Linked DNA regions of Mus musculus: region 1 is linked to region 2. The links are chromatin loops, found by intact Hi-C in ENCODE. Cell type or tissue: left cerebral cortex. All regions are shown on one strand. Each heading gives the region's core, and the rest is flanking DNA. Links, peaks and the distances in the headings are about the cores only. Region 1 overlaps Smoc2 (SPARC related modular calcium binding 2). Region 2 overlaps Gm41531 (a long non-coding RNA gene).

Region 1 (8,339 bases), core at 150-8,149, 170 kb after region 2:
TGATGCACTTGATAAAAAGATGGCTGCTTTTATTTATTTATTTTTCATTTTCTAAATGACTTCCCTTGAAAGTCTATTTGGTGAAGGACAGCAAACACAGATGCAAGCTGCATTTCTTCTTAGGTAAAAAACAGCAAGACAGAAACATCCAAAGGAAAGAAATTATGACTGTTTAGGCTGGGGGCACCCGTAACCCAAGCTGAAGTCTGGTGACTGCAAGTTTGGGACTTTATCTGTGCCACCTTGAAGTTAGTTCACTTACAGTATCTGAAGTCAATGCAATCTTTCTCAGATGATATATTCTGCTGGTGATTTCCAGGGAAGAAAAGACTTCCTAAACAACGGGCCCACTCATTCTTTACTGTAAGGTACCCTGTCCTTTCCTGTATGGCTTCCCTCATAGCAAGTAGGTTTATTTTCAGGAGCAAGTCATTGTCTGCATAGGGAAGACATAGACATCTTCCTAAGATTATCTTCATTTTGTTGTTTGCTTGTTTGTTTGTTTTGTTTCTCCAGCCCAGGAAACAAGGATGAACGGCTGACTACTCAAGACAGTTCCTAGACATGTGGGAATTTTCCCTCACCAAAGAGCAATTAAAAACAAAAAACATATAGTATTTGCACTTTGTACTTTAAATGTAAATTCACTTTGTAGAAATGAGATATTTAAACGGACTGTTGTGATCTGTGAAAACGGAAGGCTGGCTTCGGGAAATTAATCACATACAATGTATGTGTCCTTGTTTGACCTTCAAGATCTGTGCTGGTGGGGTGGGTTTTAAATGCATTTCAACTTCACTTCCTCGTCCCTCTGTGGAGGGCCTGGTTTATTCCCTTGCCCTTTCCTCTGCCTGCAGTCTCCGTTGGCTTGCTCTCCGTGCTCTTGATGCCAGCCAGAGCCTACCGTATCCTTAGAAGCTTGCAGTGGTTGCCTGTTTCATAAAGTTTTGCTCTCTAGAGATGTCACTCACACCATGGGTCACACAGGCACTAGCTCAGGCATAGCCTTAACTTCCAGTAGCCCCTGCTTGAGACTATGCTGTTAGGCTCCAGTTTTAGCTTCTGCTTGAGCCAACCCTACTGTTAAATCCCCGGGGAGCTGAATGGACAAGCAGCCAGAGAGTCCTCTTTCAGAGAGCACATCTAACTCTGGCCTGCCGACTCCATCTCATTGGCCCAGGAAGGATCCAGTCTACCTGCCTCACTTCTGAGTGCCTGGGCCATCCTGCTAGGGTCCACTGGAAAGGAAAAATGCCTTCTACAGAGATCATGGACCACATCCTGAGGAAGGCACAGCTAGACTACATCGTCCCAAGAGTGCTGAACAACAGGCAGCTGAGAATGTCAATTTCATTTTGTGGAGGCATCGGGTTTGAGGGAATTCACCCAAGGCCACTATGGGATGAAGGTTATGAACTGGATGACCATACTGTGAGAGACTGAACTAGATTGGGTGTATGGCTGGCTGTCACTTTCTGACCTAGGTCAGTCTGTACTCTCTGTTCTCAAGGAACAGTGGCAGATGGGAGGAGAGCTGGGGCAATTCTTTCAGATTGTGGTTTATATGGGAAATTGTTCATGGTCCCCAGCCTCTCAATGTATGTCTGTAGATGCATTGTGAACGCATGCTGCAGAAGGCCTTTGCTCATTTGAACTGTGTAGAGGCAAGAAGTGACCGGCTCATGTCAATGCTGTCTACAAACGAGTATGATCCTAACTGTTTTGGATAATCTTTTATATTTCTGAACTCTGAATTTAATCATTTTATTAGATTAAAATATGCGATTAAATTGTGTGAGTCTTCTTTTCAGCATTTCATAAAAGATTACTGTTTAAAAATTAGTTTTTAGATTATTCTAGATGTGTGAGAGTCTTGCCTGCCTGTATGTCTGTGCACCTCGTTCATGTTTGGTGTCCGTGGAGGTCAGAAGAGAGCATCAAATCTTCTGAAATAGTAGTTACGGACAGTTGTGAGCTGCTAGATGGGTACTGAGATTGAATGTGGTTCCTCTGCAAGAACAACAAATGCTCTTTACACTGAGTTCTCTCTCTAGTTCTTCATGATTGCTCACTGTAAAATGTGTCCACTAGTGGAAGCCAAAGTTGTGGGTGCTAGCCCAGCAGATTTGGGTCTGATTTTGCCTGTTGAAGGAGTCTGTGTGAAATGGGATATGTTCCTCAACTTTTCTGAACCTTGGGGTTTCTTTTCCAGGACTGGAGTGCTGGTTCATTCCACGACAGGTGGCATGTATGAGTTAATAGTTGTGAATGCTTCAATCTGCCCTGTGTGATACACTAGAAGTTTCTATGCCCTCTCTGTGTGACAGACCTCCAGTATGGATTAATGTCACCCGCCCCATGCTTCTCCTGCTGCAGACACTCCAGACATGACAGAAGCAGTAAATGGCACCTTGTTTTATCAAAGCTACTGCTATTCCACGAGGCAATTAACCAGTACCCCGAAGGTGACATTTTCCTTCTCCCATTCCAACCTCCAGAGCTCTGCAACACCCTGATTTGCTCCGTGACATCTCACGAAAACTCTTGAAGTCCCTTCCCTCCCCGGTCAATCTCATCCAGTATCTCTACTTCATCTCTGGTCCTCCAAACTCAGCACAGGAAAACCCTCAGGCTGAGCAATGATGACACAGGAAGAGGGAATGAGAAGGCCAGAAGGGCACAGAGTGAAGAAAGGGTTTAGGCCAGGTTCTAAAGAAGGCACGAGAGAGGACAGAATGTTCAGGAGGCTGACAGATCATGGGTGAGGCAGGAGCTACACATGGTTCTGATTGCAGGGCATTAATACTGAAAATCTAAACCAGCAGTTGGCTCCCCTCTCTGCCCACAATAGCTACATTTAGGGTTGGACGCCTCCTCTAGAATGCCCCATCACCGTCTTCCTTTCCTGCATCCTTGCCATCCTATGAGGATGCCTTCGGAAGCACACCGAGCGTCTCATACATCCTTTGCACAGATGTTACATATGAACTGTTTCCACTATCAATGTGAAATGTCTCAGCTCTTGCTGAAACTGGTGTGGACTGACTAATGTGATCCTAGGCTTCCAAGGGCAAAACCAAATTGTGCAAGCAACGCTACTCCAGAAAGACAGAAAAAAAAAACCCATAAAGGGTAAAACCAGAGGAACAGATGATGATGGTGAGGGTAGTCAGGATGCTGTTATTGATAATAGTGATGATGGTGACTGTGGTGGTGTTAATGGTGGAGGCAGTAATGGTGATGATGACATAATGATGACTATGCTGATGATGGTTATGATACTGATGATTGTGATAATAATGTGATAATGGCAATGGTGGTGATGATGATGATGATACAGTCATGATTGGTGGTGGTGGCAGTCATGGTGGTAATGGGGATATGATGTGATGACTGTGATGATGGTTATGATTATCACCACAACCACCGCCACCATCACTACAGCCATCACCATTACCATGACCGTTACCACCACCACCATCGTCATCATGACCACCATCATCCCCATTATAATCATAGTCACCCTCCTCCTGTCATCCAAGTAGGATGACAATGAAGCAGGGAAGCCTTTTCAAGCAGGAGGAAAGTGACTGTGATAATAACAGTGATGGTGGTGGTCATGATGCTGGTGGTGGTACTGTTGCTGCTGCAGCTACATGATAATGGTGTTGCAGGGGAAAGATGATTTTAATCTTAATACCATAGCCTACCCCACAGGCCAAAATTTGGAATACATTTTGAGTAATTAGATATCAAGACATTTTTAGTATTTCTTCCCTTTCGAAAGATGTGCTGGCCACCTTTTTCCTATTTTTCCGCTGTGCTGCGAACAGCTCCCATGGAACACTTAGCAGCTCAAGTATGTCTGCTTTGTTTCTGTTCTTGCCTCTGTGTGTGGTCTGAGATAGCCAAATAGTCAAGACCTTGTTGGACCTGGTTCTTGGCCCCATGCTGGACACAGGACTACTCTGGGCTCTCACCCTTTGGATGAGTGTGCCTTGGGGCATTTTCTCTAATGGTTGTGCAGACACAGTGAGCTCAGCTGTGTAAGTGCCTGCTTGTCTGTCTGTGCTGCCAATTCTGTCATGCGAGTCTGTCTGTCATGAGAGTCAGTGAGTGCCACAGGCCAGGAAGCCATGACAGGGTGGAATGCAGGACAGAGCTACACTCCTGGGCCCCAGTCTGCGCATCATGTATGTGGATATTCTGATAACAAAACACTAGTTTCCTGAGGTAGTAGGTAGAAAGGGAATGGATGCTGAGCACTGTGGGGAGAATGTAGCTGTGAGCTCCACACTGACCTAGCGTGGCTCATGGCCACATAAACGCCCCCAAAGGTGTTTTTCAACACCTCAAACCAGACAGTGGCTCCTTCCCAGGAATCCTCAGGATTATTTATTATATAGTAAATAATAAATATGTATAAATACTAAATTGTTTGTGGTGTGAAGAACTTTCCATGGTGTTCCATAGCAGTCCGTGGTTGGTCTGATTACTTCACGTCTAGCTTTGATGTTTCTCCTAACAGGACACTTGAGTCTAAAGCACAGACAATCCCTCTAAGGTCTAAGAATGGACCAAGGGGAATGAGCAGGAGTGGATTTTGTTTCTTAGAAACAGAAATTATAAAGGGGAATAGCAGTGACCTAGGAACTCAGTTAATCTTCTCAGCAAACCCAAAGTCAGGGAGAAACCAGATGCATGGGCTGATGCAGCCATCTGCTCTGTGGTTCTCTCAGACTCCTGGATCCTGGTTTTGAGGTCTGTCTCCATAATGTCTCAGGGGCTCCTGACAGCGCCTCGGGACCAGAGGAAGAAAGGAGGGCAGGGAAGCTGGGGAAACTTGGATACGCTACATTTTGCTTCATGCTTTTAGTTTCCCGTGCTCTAGCCAGTAGAACCTCATCAGATCTCTGGCCATAAGCTATAATCTCAGCCTTGTCACTCTCCGCTTGCTCCCTGCCTTGGATAAGACAGGAATCTGAATCGGCAGAGGGGAAGAGACCTGCTCAGCAGACAGAGCTGCATTGCCCCAAGGCAGCCTCTCATTCTTGGTGGAGCAACAACACCTCGTGACTTTTATCTATCGTATATATTTTATGTGATGTCAGTGGCTCCTTTCCTGCCTCTTGCCTCTGGATGCCTGAGTGCTTAGTAATGATGATAAGTGGGTTGCATAATTCAGTTCATGTGTGTTACCCGGCAGGGAGGTTTTACATGGCCTTCTGTTAAGTCTTTAACTTCAGAACAAATAATTTTATCCTCAAGTTAAAATTGAAATCATACCCAGTAAATAAATAATAAATAAGTATAAATACTAAGTTGTTTTTTGCCAGAATTAGAGTTTTGATATCCCCTACAACCTGGCTTGAAGATGTTTCCCCTCCCCAGTGAAGATGTTTCTTTATTAGAGGAAAAATATATTCGGGGTACTTCAGAGTATCTTTTAGCAAGGCTGGACTTACTAAAAGGGCTCTTTTGTGTGCTTTAGTTTTAATTTACATATTCATGACTCGCCCATTATCATTAAATTCTATCACTTAATACATGCCGAACCATTTATTTTTGCATAAGGAAATATTCTTCTAACTTGGTGAGAGATTTGACTAATTGAGCTCTGCTCTAATGAAATAAATCAGTTACCTTGTTTATCAAGACAAGGATTCTTTAGAGAAAGATTGCCGTGGACTTGATCCTCCTGCCTCAACCTCCCAAGCGTTGGGAATTTCTGATGAGTACCATCACATCGATAACAAGGAAGTTATTTCTAAAAGTAAAATGAAATAAAATGGCCTGTATGAGGGATGGTCAGAGGGCAGCTTGGATTTTCAGTTGGTTTCTGTAACATCAGGAAACCACAGCTTACTACTGCGTTTGACCTTTTCAGAGATGCAGGTACACGGGAACAAGATTTCAGTGGACCAGGCTTTCTCTGACACAGCATCTCCACATTTGTAATGACAGTTTTGACTTCCTGAGCCTTCTAGAGGCACCATCTCCATTTGTAACAAAGAGGAGCCCAAGTGGATGGCATCTATTCTGAATTCTTCCCTCCTCCTTCCTCACTCGGCAGACCATTACCTAAAACCGCACAACGAAGGAGTAGGAACTTGGCAATGAGAATCCACACCAAGCACATAGAATCTTGTAGTCTGTGAAGTGAGGGCTCTATCTGTTTTCTATCTACTTGATATCCAACTAGTTAGGTCACCAAAGACTCTTGGCAGAGCATGGTGGTGGTGTCACCTCAGCTCCTGAGAGGCTGAGACAGGAGGATTTCTAGCTTGAGGCCAGGCTAGCCAAGCTCTCAAACTGAGTCAGATGCCAGCCTGCTTCTGGGCTACTATTAAATTCCTTCTGTTTGAGTGGAAGAATGAAAAGGACCCACGTATCCACAAAGATGGCATGAATTAAGAGGTTTGTGTAAGAGTATGCATACTGCCTCATCTCTTTTGAGACACTGTGATTTCTCTTTTAACATTCCCAGATAGATGTGCCTAAAAACACCCATTAAATGAAATGTAAAGGGTTATATTCCTTATAAGAGAAAAGATGTATTTAGCTCAGATAGGAAATTCAAGTCCAACATTGGATGGCCCCTTGGGAGGACAGATGGCAAGAGTGAATATTTATCCCATATCCTAGCGACCTGTTGATTCCTCCAAAGGGTCCTACTCTCTTAAGTGTTCTACCACATCCCTAAAGTACCATGATGAGAATCACCTTTCAGTTCCTGTCTTTTGAGTGACTCTATATATCCAAAGAAAAACCATATAAAAATGTGGGCCATCGTTAATTACCATTAACAGACACATTCCAAAAAGATGTAAATGATGACGACTACCCTTGCATCATCATATCACTGCGGTCCTTGTGGGGAGTGGCTTCCTCCTGCATGGGGAGAGGCTGCTAGACTGTCACAGGGCCAGCTCATATTGGCACCCTCAAAGCAATATTAGGTCTCCACAACCACTACTGCAAAGTCCTCAGGGTCTTGAAACCACTGCCCACCTCTCAGAGTCCTCACCATTAAATCAGCTCTGTAACTTGACTTCGAGATCTCAGTATGTCTTTAAGGTCAATGAAAACTCTTCCCTTTTACATTTTCTACCCCATCTTGTGACAGGATGTGGAGATGCCATCATTCATGTTCTCTAGACACAAGAGAACTGCCAGGGAGTCTTGTCCTCTCAACCTGGAGGAACCACGGTGTTCAGAGCCTGCATCGCAGTAGAGGGAACATGGGGACTGCTTTCTGTCTCATTTCATTGAGATGAAATGTAGATAGACTAATAAAAGGAAAATGTTTCTGTTAAACAAAATTTGGAAGGAACGACAGTAACAACCCCAGCTGGTTACCTTTAGGGCGTCAAAAAAGCCATGTGAACAAATGCTCCTAGCAACAAGACTGATGTTCTTATTTGATTACAAATCCAACCTGTTATTCATCAATCAGACCTTGTCCCTTTGGAAAGCCTGTCTTCTGAGTGACCTAAATGTTCCTCACTGAGGTAGAGCTAGGCTTACATCCCTCTGGTCCCACTCTTCAGTGACCTTTTCAAGGCTTGCCACCGATGTTCCTGTGAGTGGACAGGGACAGGGAGCTGTGTGCTCTCTTTTTTGAAGTCCCCCCCCCTCCGTTTCTGTTTTAGCTACTGGGCCCATATCAATGCTCAGGCAAGCATGCTGACTGACATAGGGGAAATGGGCGGGTGCCAAAGACAGCATTTCTATACAGAAGGCAGCAGGAATAGGAAGAGACCTTTGGGCATGCTTTAGATTGATTTGGGAGTGTGGTGTCAGCCTATGTGAGGTGGCCACTTTTTCCTTTAGTTTTCAGAATTTCAGCTCCCTTTAAAAAAGGAACACCATTGTTCACCTCACAGGATAACATCTAACAGGGCTCCAGAGGAGGGTCACATGGTTTTGCTGCTTATTGCCTGCCCTCCGTGTTCCATCTTCCCTATAGAAAGGTTCTGAAGACCCCTGCATACACACATGATCCACTCTCCCCTGTAGGACTGCAGCTGGGACGCCCTGCCCTCTGGACTGTTGGCCTGTGGCTGTGGGCAGCCTTTGCCAGTGCCCAGCACAGCACTGGTACTCCTGAGCATGCCCCATTTCTATTTACTATGAGCCTTTATCTACTGGGCTTTTGATGCCTCCTTTTGGACATGGGGATGCCTTATTCATGGAGAAGAGGTCTCTCACCAACTCCACACGTACTGCTTCCCACTCACCCTCCATCCTTCCGTAGTGGCCTTGGAGACAAGCCTGCAGCCCAGGATGTACCATGACCATCCTTTGTTCCCAGCTAATGCCCAGCTGTTCTTCCTTGC
Region 2 (8,339 bases), core at 211-8,210:
CTTTTATTATCAACTAAGCTTAGTAGATGAGACAATAGAAGTGAGATTAGCAGCTTCTGGAGCGCCTCCGCACCAAACTCGGAACACTGTGAGATGGACGTGGTTCCAGTTCTTCTCAAACCCTTATAAAAGCCAAGGAGATATGGTGCTGCTTCTCCTCGGAAGGAGTGATGGAGAGAAACTACTGATCAGTCCAGTTCTCCAGAGGAAGAGAGGGACCTGGACCACTGACTGCAGTAGAAATTCAAGGCAGATGCAGCTGTTGGGAACCCTGGGCCAGCACAGAGCCACCTCATCAGCATTTTACCCCAAGCTTGGTGCCCAACTGTCCTGGCTATGAGAGACAAGAGATAGGGGTTGACTTGCTGGGAGTACAGAGCTGTTCTCCAGAAGCCAGCTTCAGCATCCAGTACATGGATGCCATCTGGGATCAGCCAGTGGCTCAGATGTGGTCATCTAGGTGTGTCCAGAAGGGTCTTTGTGAGGGCAGAACCCACCATGGCAGAGGGAAGCTACTAGGGATGGCAAAACCACCTTGTTCTTCTTCCAGAAATGGCTGGTCCTTCCCTTTAGGGTCTCCTGAAGCTATCTGGAAACCCCAGCTTCTCCAAAGTTGGAGCATGGGGCCAGCTATTCTCAGGTCCTTCTTGGAGATTGTTCCTGGTGTCCTGGCTGACACAGAGGTCATGTGACCCTTGTGCTATAATACAGTCCTATAGATGCCAGTTCCTCTCAGGTAGATGCCTAGTCCTATCATCTGAGGAAGGGCTTCAGCATGTACCGATGATGCTAAGGAAGTGCCTATCCTTGCCCCGACTGCCCAGGCTACTGGAGTTTCAAAGAACAGTATTTGCAGAAATGGTTCTAGGTCCCAGGAAATCATGAGCACAGGATGGTTGCCATTCTCTGATGTTCCATTCCAGAAGTCGCAAGATCTGATGTAGAACCTCAGGTTGGGCCTTAAGCTACCACAACTCCCAGAGTCTTAGTGGGATTGGGTGAGGCACACTCCAGACTTACTTTTTGCATGTGTGTTATCACTGTGACTATCAAGTATCACTTCTTGGGCCAGGACACAGTACTTGGCTGTGGGACCAGATGGAGGTAGGGGAACTTGAGCTTCATTCTGTCTCTACTTAGCTTTGAGAATGTTGATACTCCATGCCAAACTTATCTATAAGACAGGTATCATACTACACTCTCCACAGAAATCCCCCTATAAGAAAGCCATGTTCCAACATTCACTACGTGTCTGTGTATGATAAAGTTGAAGACCATTGGCTGTCAGTCCTGGAGGGTCTCCATGGACAGTCATGAGCAGCAGATAGGCTTATAGGTGAGCAAGAACAATGTGTCTCCCATGTCTCTCTGGGGTGAGGGGTTGCTCTGAGGTGAGGAGTTTTGCACTGGGGACAGGAGGATCCCTTTGGGACCAGTGTCATGATGACACACTGGTAATCCAGGGGCTTCTTGTTTCCTCCTCAGCCTCTCTCTCTCACATGGAATTGGCTCCTCTCCGAGGTGGCATAGCTCTGAACAAGGTCTTTGGGGCTGAGAATGAGTCACCTGAAGCTGGAAACCAGATCCGGCCTCTGGGCCCATTCGTCCTGGAAGTGTCAGTATGGAATTGACATCAGGAATGCTTCTCTGTGCCTTTAAACGTCCACTGCACACGGCTGTTTGGACAGGTCTTACACTGCTCCGTGTAATGGAGTCCATACATTCAATGGTTTAGAATATCTGAGCCAATACATCCTTTTTTCTCCATGGCCTCATAAAACCTGACATTTATAATCTTTCTGCTTTCAGGACTTAAAAGATTGGTACCACAGAGGTGGCCCAGCCACATGTGCACATGGTTAGAGGCGTTTTTTAAATAAAGGCATCTCTTGGGGTTTGGTTTGGTTTGGTTCTGTGTTTTCATACCACCAGATGCTTAGTAATCTGTTGACTTAGTAAAGTATGTATTTCATCCCCAAAGAAAACTCTCAAACAATTGGCATCCTCAAACCTCTAGGCACGGGATTAAATTTTGAACAAAGACCCTTGGCTTCTTCAGACCCCAGCGGGCCCCACCTATGACCAGGATGGAAGACACAGTGCCGTTTTTTAATAGTCTCTCCCTGCAGCATTCAGAGAAGATGCTGTCCCCAGAAGTTTGCAGGAATAACCAGGTGCCACACAAGCAGAACAGAGTTGGGGGTGAGGGTGGGAGTGTCATGTCTATATCTGCACAAACACTCTGATGTTTGGGGGGGTATATTTTCTGTTCTCTCCACCAAACTTCTTCACATTTAAGCAGGGGAGTGGAGAGTTTTTTAGTGTAGTGTTTGTTTTTCCACTTGACAGTGCTCTGAGTTGCTCACAGCTCCTGGTCAGCTGGGGGACAGGGAAGTCTCTCTATCCCTCTGACTTTTGTCCTGAGAACTCTGCCGCAGACCATGCAGCTGTGACAATGATGCTGACTGGATGGTCCTGATGTTGACTGGCCTCTGCAGTGGCTCCATCATCGAAAGATACAACTGACATGGGCCACACTGCTGTTACATGCAAGCCCCTTCTGCCTGTGACATCGTGGGGAGCCTTTTGAACTCCTGTTAGATGTTCCTGTTCTCCTCTGGCTAGAGACCACAGTCCCTGGTCCCCCCAGTTTCTGGTAAGATTCATGGTTTGTCGCAAAGCCCCTTCGTTCTGTTGCCAGCTTCTGTCGATTGCTTCTGATTCTTGAATGAGAGGGGGAGATGCCCGACAGGTCAGTATGTGGCGGGCGCCATGTGAGACCTTTAGGTCCCTGTCCTCTTGGCCATGAAACATTTATATGGGGTATAGACTGCTCTCCTGCAGCTGTGGAGATGAATCGGCCCAGCAACTACACCCATGCTTGCCTCACACCCTTCACACCTGAACTCTTCTCAGCAGAAATCAGCATGCGCCGGTGTCTCAGGACCAAATGGCATCTGTGGGAAGCTGGTCTGTTTTGACTGGTTCAAAGGAGGATTGCTGCCATTTCTAAGCGAGAGTTTTTACTCTTCGAAAAGACCAAGAGATGTCCCTCTCTTCTGCTGGATTTTGCCCATCCTGTGCCACACTATGTCCCATCAGGAAATGATGGCGGGCAAGACCCAGCGAACTGCAGGAACCAGTGGATATGGATGTGGTCAGTCCTCCTGTCCCTGGACCTGGCACGGGAACTCTGAGCTTCCTATTGCTGCCACGGCAAGTCCACTCACTTGGTGATTTGAAAGCAGGATAGACCTGCTGTCCCAGAGTTCCTGAGGTCAGAAACCTGAAGTCAGACTCACTGGAAAGGGGAAAGTGTGGGCAGGGCTGGTCCATTCTTCAGGTCCCAGGCACTGTACCTTTCCTGGCCCTTTCCAGTTTCTAGAGGCATGTGTACCTCTCTACCTTCTAAATGTGTCACCCGGTGTAGCTTCTGCTCATGGAATGTATCAGCTCTTTGCATTGAACAGATGGTCAGGTAGTCATTTCCTTCTAGAGGGAGGTATTTATGGCGCTGAGGAACACCCCCTCTCCCAACCACACAAAGCCATTTAACAATGGCTGGAGAGAGGACTGTGGTAGTTGCATTGGGCAGGGAGCTCCAGGGATGCCAACCCTGTGAGTTTTACCCAGGCCAGGTGAGACTCTCTTATGATGCTCCCTGTCTTGGAGTCACCCATGGTCCTGAGAGTACCCAGAATAAACTCTGGTTCACCATGTTAGATTGGGAATCATGGTTCTTAAGATCTGCCATCATTAGTACACTATCTAGGGAGAACAGATATGTGTTTATTTCTCTCCAGAGAAAGTCATATAAGAGACTCTCTTCCTCTTTCTCCCAAGGATACTTGTGACTATGTCCAGGGCTCACTAGGCAATCTAGGGCCATACCTCCTCCCAACCTCCAACCCCAAGGCTTCTGACCAGGGCTCATCTGTAAAGTCCCTTTTGCTGTAAACCATGTCAACAGCCTTCAGGTGTCAGGGTGAGACTCCTCAGGGGTTACATATGCAGCTTTCTCTATTGGTCCCACTGTCTGGAGGTTTTCTGTAGGGTATATACTGAGGCTATATGGATCCTGGCTTATCCAAACCCACTTGCGTTCATTTGTTCTAAACTCTGAAACTTCAGCAGTGCCGCACCTGACCTCACTGTGTTAAGGCTGAGTAAACAGAGAGTTCTGGGTGTCACTGCCGCAGAGCCCGTACCTGGGATGGAGCCTGAGGATCCTCACTTAGCACATTTCCTACTTATAGAGGGTTGGCTGTGGGCACGGAAGACGACCATGAGTGACGGCTGTTGAAATAAAACAGGAGCCAATAAAGGAGCAATGAGTCACACTGTGGTCACAGTTATACCAGCCAAGCTCTTGTAAACGGTAGGGCTGTGGGACACAAGTGAGCCCACACCGGGCTGACTCGCTGGGAGTCTTCATGGACGCCTGGCATGACGACTGCCCAGCTGTCACTGTCATGTGCTTGTAATAGCACCTACAAAAGACATAACGGGTCTTTAGCTTTTCCCTGTCTTTAAGGGACTATGAGGCTCTGATCTCTCTCTCTCTCTCTCTTCCCTGACTCTCTTCTCTCTCCCCCCTCTCTCTGTTGTTTTCTGGCTCATTAAAGGGTGGGTATTCCCAATTTTGGACTAGACCTTTCAAACCATCATTGAAAATAAACATTTTCATAAGTTCATTATTTTAGGTATCTTGGTCTATCTGATTAATATAAAGAATCGGTGTCAGGAGTGAGATCATTGGTACAGCTATATTGGCAAGATGGAGGAGGCTTTGCTTTATAGGGGGAGCTTGGAGGGCCTCAAAGGAGCAGCCAGAAAAACCTGGAGCACATTGAGGAGACTGTATTGGCAATTCTGCGCAAGCTCAGAACAGAATGTAGAAGAAAATGTAGACAGTAGAGGCCATCTTGATGAGGTTTCAGATGAACATGAACAGAACAGTCTCCTGGGAACTATAAAGAGGCTATCCGTATTTGTACTACAACATAAAAAAATGATTGCATTTTGTCCGTGTCCTGGGACTTGTTAAGACTGAGCTTAAAAGGTGACAGACAACTCCTCTGGTGGAGAGAATTCGAAGGCAGCACAGTGTCCAGACAGATGAGTGAGTGTAACTCTTCTTTAGCCAACTTTATAAGTGAGGATCAGCATCAAAGGGGGAGCAGAATAGCAGGATCTGGAAAACCTGTGGCACGGCCAAGAAAGAAGTGTCTATTTTTGTTCTATCCAGGGCAGGTACAGTCAACAGTTCAACATAAAGCACCCAAGTGCTCCAGGCCTTTACCAGAGGCTCAGAAGTGTAGAAATGCAAATGTGTTTCAGAGATTTTTCCAGGGCAGATTCCCCCACCCCCAACCCAAAGAGCCCTGGAGTGTTCTGCATGCCCAGAACTGTCCTTGGATTCAGATCCACTTCCTTCTGCTCAGCCCGTGAAATGTCCCAAGGGTACCATAAATATGGCTCAAGCATACCTGTTGGTTCAAGCACACCTCACAATCGTCTCCACCATACTGGTTCTGCAGATGGGCAGAGGGTACGAGTTGTTATGCTGTCAGAGGCTTCCAGTGGGATTTCAAGGAAATGCTCTCGATGCCAGGGCAGTGTGTGGCAGGATCAGAGATGATCCGTGCAGTCATCAATAGGACAGTGGAGACCCAGGAATATGAAGCATGTGTTTGGAAAACTATCGATAGCGTGGGAAGCCTGCCTGGGAGAGCAGTCATGTGTGTTGCAACCAGCCATGTTGTAAGGGTGGAGTTCCTCAGAGTTCATGGCCCATGATCATGATCCTTAGAAGTTGCCATGGAGACTATGACTTCAAGTTATGTTTTCCTTGCTGAGTTTCAGTCTTGGCCTGGTACCTCCTCTCTGCTTCTCTCTATTCTTCATTTTTAGAGTATGAATCTGGGTGTCGAAGGTTTGTTACAGGGGCTCCTGGTCAAGTTTGTCTGGAATCTCAAGGGAGTCTTCAGACGTGTCCCTTGGGGTGACACTGAACAGGTGAGACTTGGATAATCCTGGGATGGACTGAGGGTCTTTTGCACTGTGAGATGGACATGAGCCTTTGGGGATAGCAATAAAATGCTGTATTTAGGTGTCTGGTATCCCCCATTGGGTGCGTGTCAAAGGCTCCTCACGGCAGTGCCACTGGGAAGTAGAAGAAGATAGAGATAGACTAACTGGCCCTTAGATGCCGAGGGCATGGCCTGCGGAGAAAATCCCACGGGTCTCTGGGATTTTCCTCCTCTCTGTTGGCCTCCTGGATGTGAAGTTTCTTCTGTCTCATTTTCCCTATCAGTACCCGAAATGCCCCAAAAGCTGAGTCCATCCAAGCGTGGGCTGGAACTATTAAAACCACGAGACACAGTAAACCTTTCTCTTCACAAGCTAATTGTCTCAGGTTTTTTGTTACAGTAATGAGTAATGGCAAGCTGATTAAAGAGAGCTTTGTGTTTTCCTTTTGAGGAAATGATGTTGCTGTCGTGGTTGGCTTAGAAAGGAAATTTCTGTGAGCTTCATTTTTTTTTTTTCATGGCAGTTTCTCTGTATAGCCCTGGCTGTCCTGGAACTCACTCTGTAGACCAGGCTGGCCTCAATCTCAGAGATCTGAGTGCCTCTGACTCCTGAGTGCTGGGATTAAATTGTGTGCGCCACCATGCCTGGCTTGAAAAAATTTTAAACTATTATTTAAAATTCACTATACATGAATACATGCCGATGTGTTATACAAAGTCCTTCTCAATAATATTTCAGATATGTCAAGCATCTCTCCTCCTCCCCCTTCTTCTCCTGCCATCCCCTTTGTCACCCTAGCATTATTTTTATTCCCATGTTCTACATGTATGTGTGATTCTGTGTGTCTGTATAAATCCTATTACTCACAGACGAGAAAAGAAAGATATGATATGTATCTTTCCGAATCTGACTCATTTTCTTTGGTACAGTGATCGCCAGTCGCACCCATTTTCCCACAAATACTTCTTTCTTTATGGCTAAATAAAACCCTATTGTGCATCTGTGGTACATCTCGCCCACATCTGTGGTACATCTCGCCCACATCTGTCATGGGCATCTAGGTTGACCATAATAAACTTGGCCAGCATGAGCAGTGCTGCAGTGAACACATGAATATTTGCAAGTATCTCTAAGACACGTCGGCATTGGGTCTTACTAAGGAGGGGTATAACAGGCTAATCTGGAAAGTTCTATTTTTAGTTTTTGTAAGAGCCCCCTCCACTGATTTCCACATTGGCTGCACCATTCCCCAGAGATGCATAAAGAGGATCGAACATTTTCAATGACATGTTCGCCTCCCATTCTCCCTCTCGTCAGTAGATCAGCCAGTAGCTCAGGACAGAAAGAGAATGGGGTCCTGGAAAGTTTTCTGTAGATGACCGGGTCTGGGAATGTCAGATCGTTCCCTCAGACTTGAGATCTCCGTCAGTCAGAGCAGCAAAAACATGTTTTTCCTAGTCTAAAACCACTCACAAATCATGGGTTATAAGTTACAACAACAAAATCTCAGTCCTGTTCAGAACTGACACACATCCGCACCCAGCACGTATCAGAGGACTACAGGCCGTTCACTGTGGGTTCTGTGCATGGCTGTGTAGTGGGTGGCTGTCTCCCCTGAACGGGACTTTCAGGGACAGTCTAGGGCACTGGCAGGGGCCCCCAACCACCAACGGCTGGCTTGGAGGCCGCAACAAGGGGAATTGGTAATACATGGCTTATATTTCCCTTAAAATAAATATCTGCTGAAAAATTAAAGGGAAACGTGGTTGGCCAAATGTATTTGGGTTTTAATCAAACCAGAGTTATGTGAAAAATAGCCCGAATACTCAAATAACTGAGGCCACTGTCAAGAACTCACAACAGTGTCTGTGGAGGGCGAGCTGGCTTCAGATCTAACCTGAGGGCCAGGTAGCCACAGCCAGGGTGGGCTCTGACAATTCGAGGAATGAGTTTATATATTTCTGAATCTGGAGCACACATAAGAGAACAAGGTTTTCCCTTAACTCCCCTTGGAGAGGTCCCCAACACCCCATCTACTGCATGAAGTTGTCTATTGCATGAAGGGGCTTACATAGGAGCCTAGGAAGCAAGGAACCAGGTGTGTGTGTGTTGCGGGGGGGGGGGGGGAATCTCAGTGGCAGACAGAGCAAGTGGACCTAGATCCCAGGATGGCTGTGCCCTGAGACAGTATGGAAGGATGGCTGCATCCTTGGAGATGTGACCAGTGTGGCCCCCAAGGCACCAAGAGACTGTTTGGAGACCTTATTTTATTCTGAGTGTTCATGTTCGAGAGGAAAGATAGAGGC

Evidence for each region. Peaks named below come from ENCODE experiments on the same cell type or tissue, not always from the same donor. Only the 100,000 strongest peaks of a DNase experiment are listed, where the experiment ranks them.
Region 1: it touches region 2 in a loop (2.4-fold over the local background); 7 of 42 quality-filtered maps call a loop at or near these places.

Annotation. Positions count from the first base shown.
Region 1 is chr17:14,402,979-14,411,317 of GRCm38, forward strand. Smoc2 (SPARC related modular calcium binding 2) reads left to right here. Exons shown (of 13, transcript NM_022315.2): 13 at 517-1,812. The coding sequence ends at 534. Among named protein-coding and RNA genes, the nearest start is that of 4930474M22Rik, 8.2 kb to the left of the region's middle. In left cerebral cortex, for the core only: no CTCF peak of the experiment used is centred there; no DNase peak of the experiment used is centred there.
Region 2 is chr17:14,235,759-14,244,097 of GRCm38, forward strand. Gm41531 (a long non-coding RNA gene) reads left to right here. Exons shown (of 2, transcript XR_876621.1): 2 at 2,350-3,722. Among named protein-coding and RNA genes, the nearest start is that of Gm34567, 9.8 kb to the right of the region's middle. In left cerebral cortex, for the core only: no CTCF peak of the experiment used is centred there; DNase peaks (open chromatin) are centred at 3,530, 4,360 and 7,060.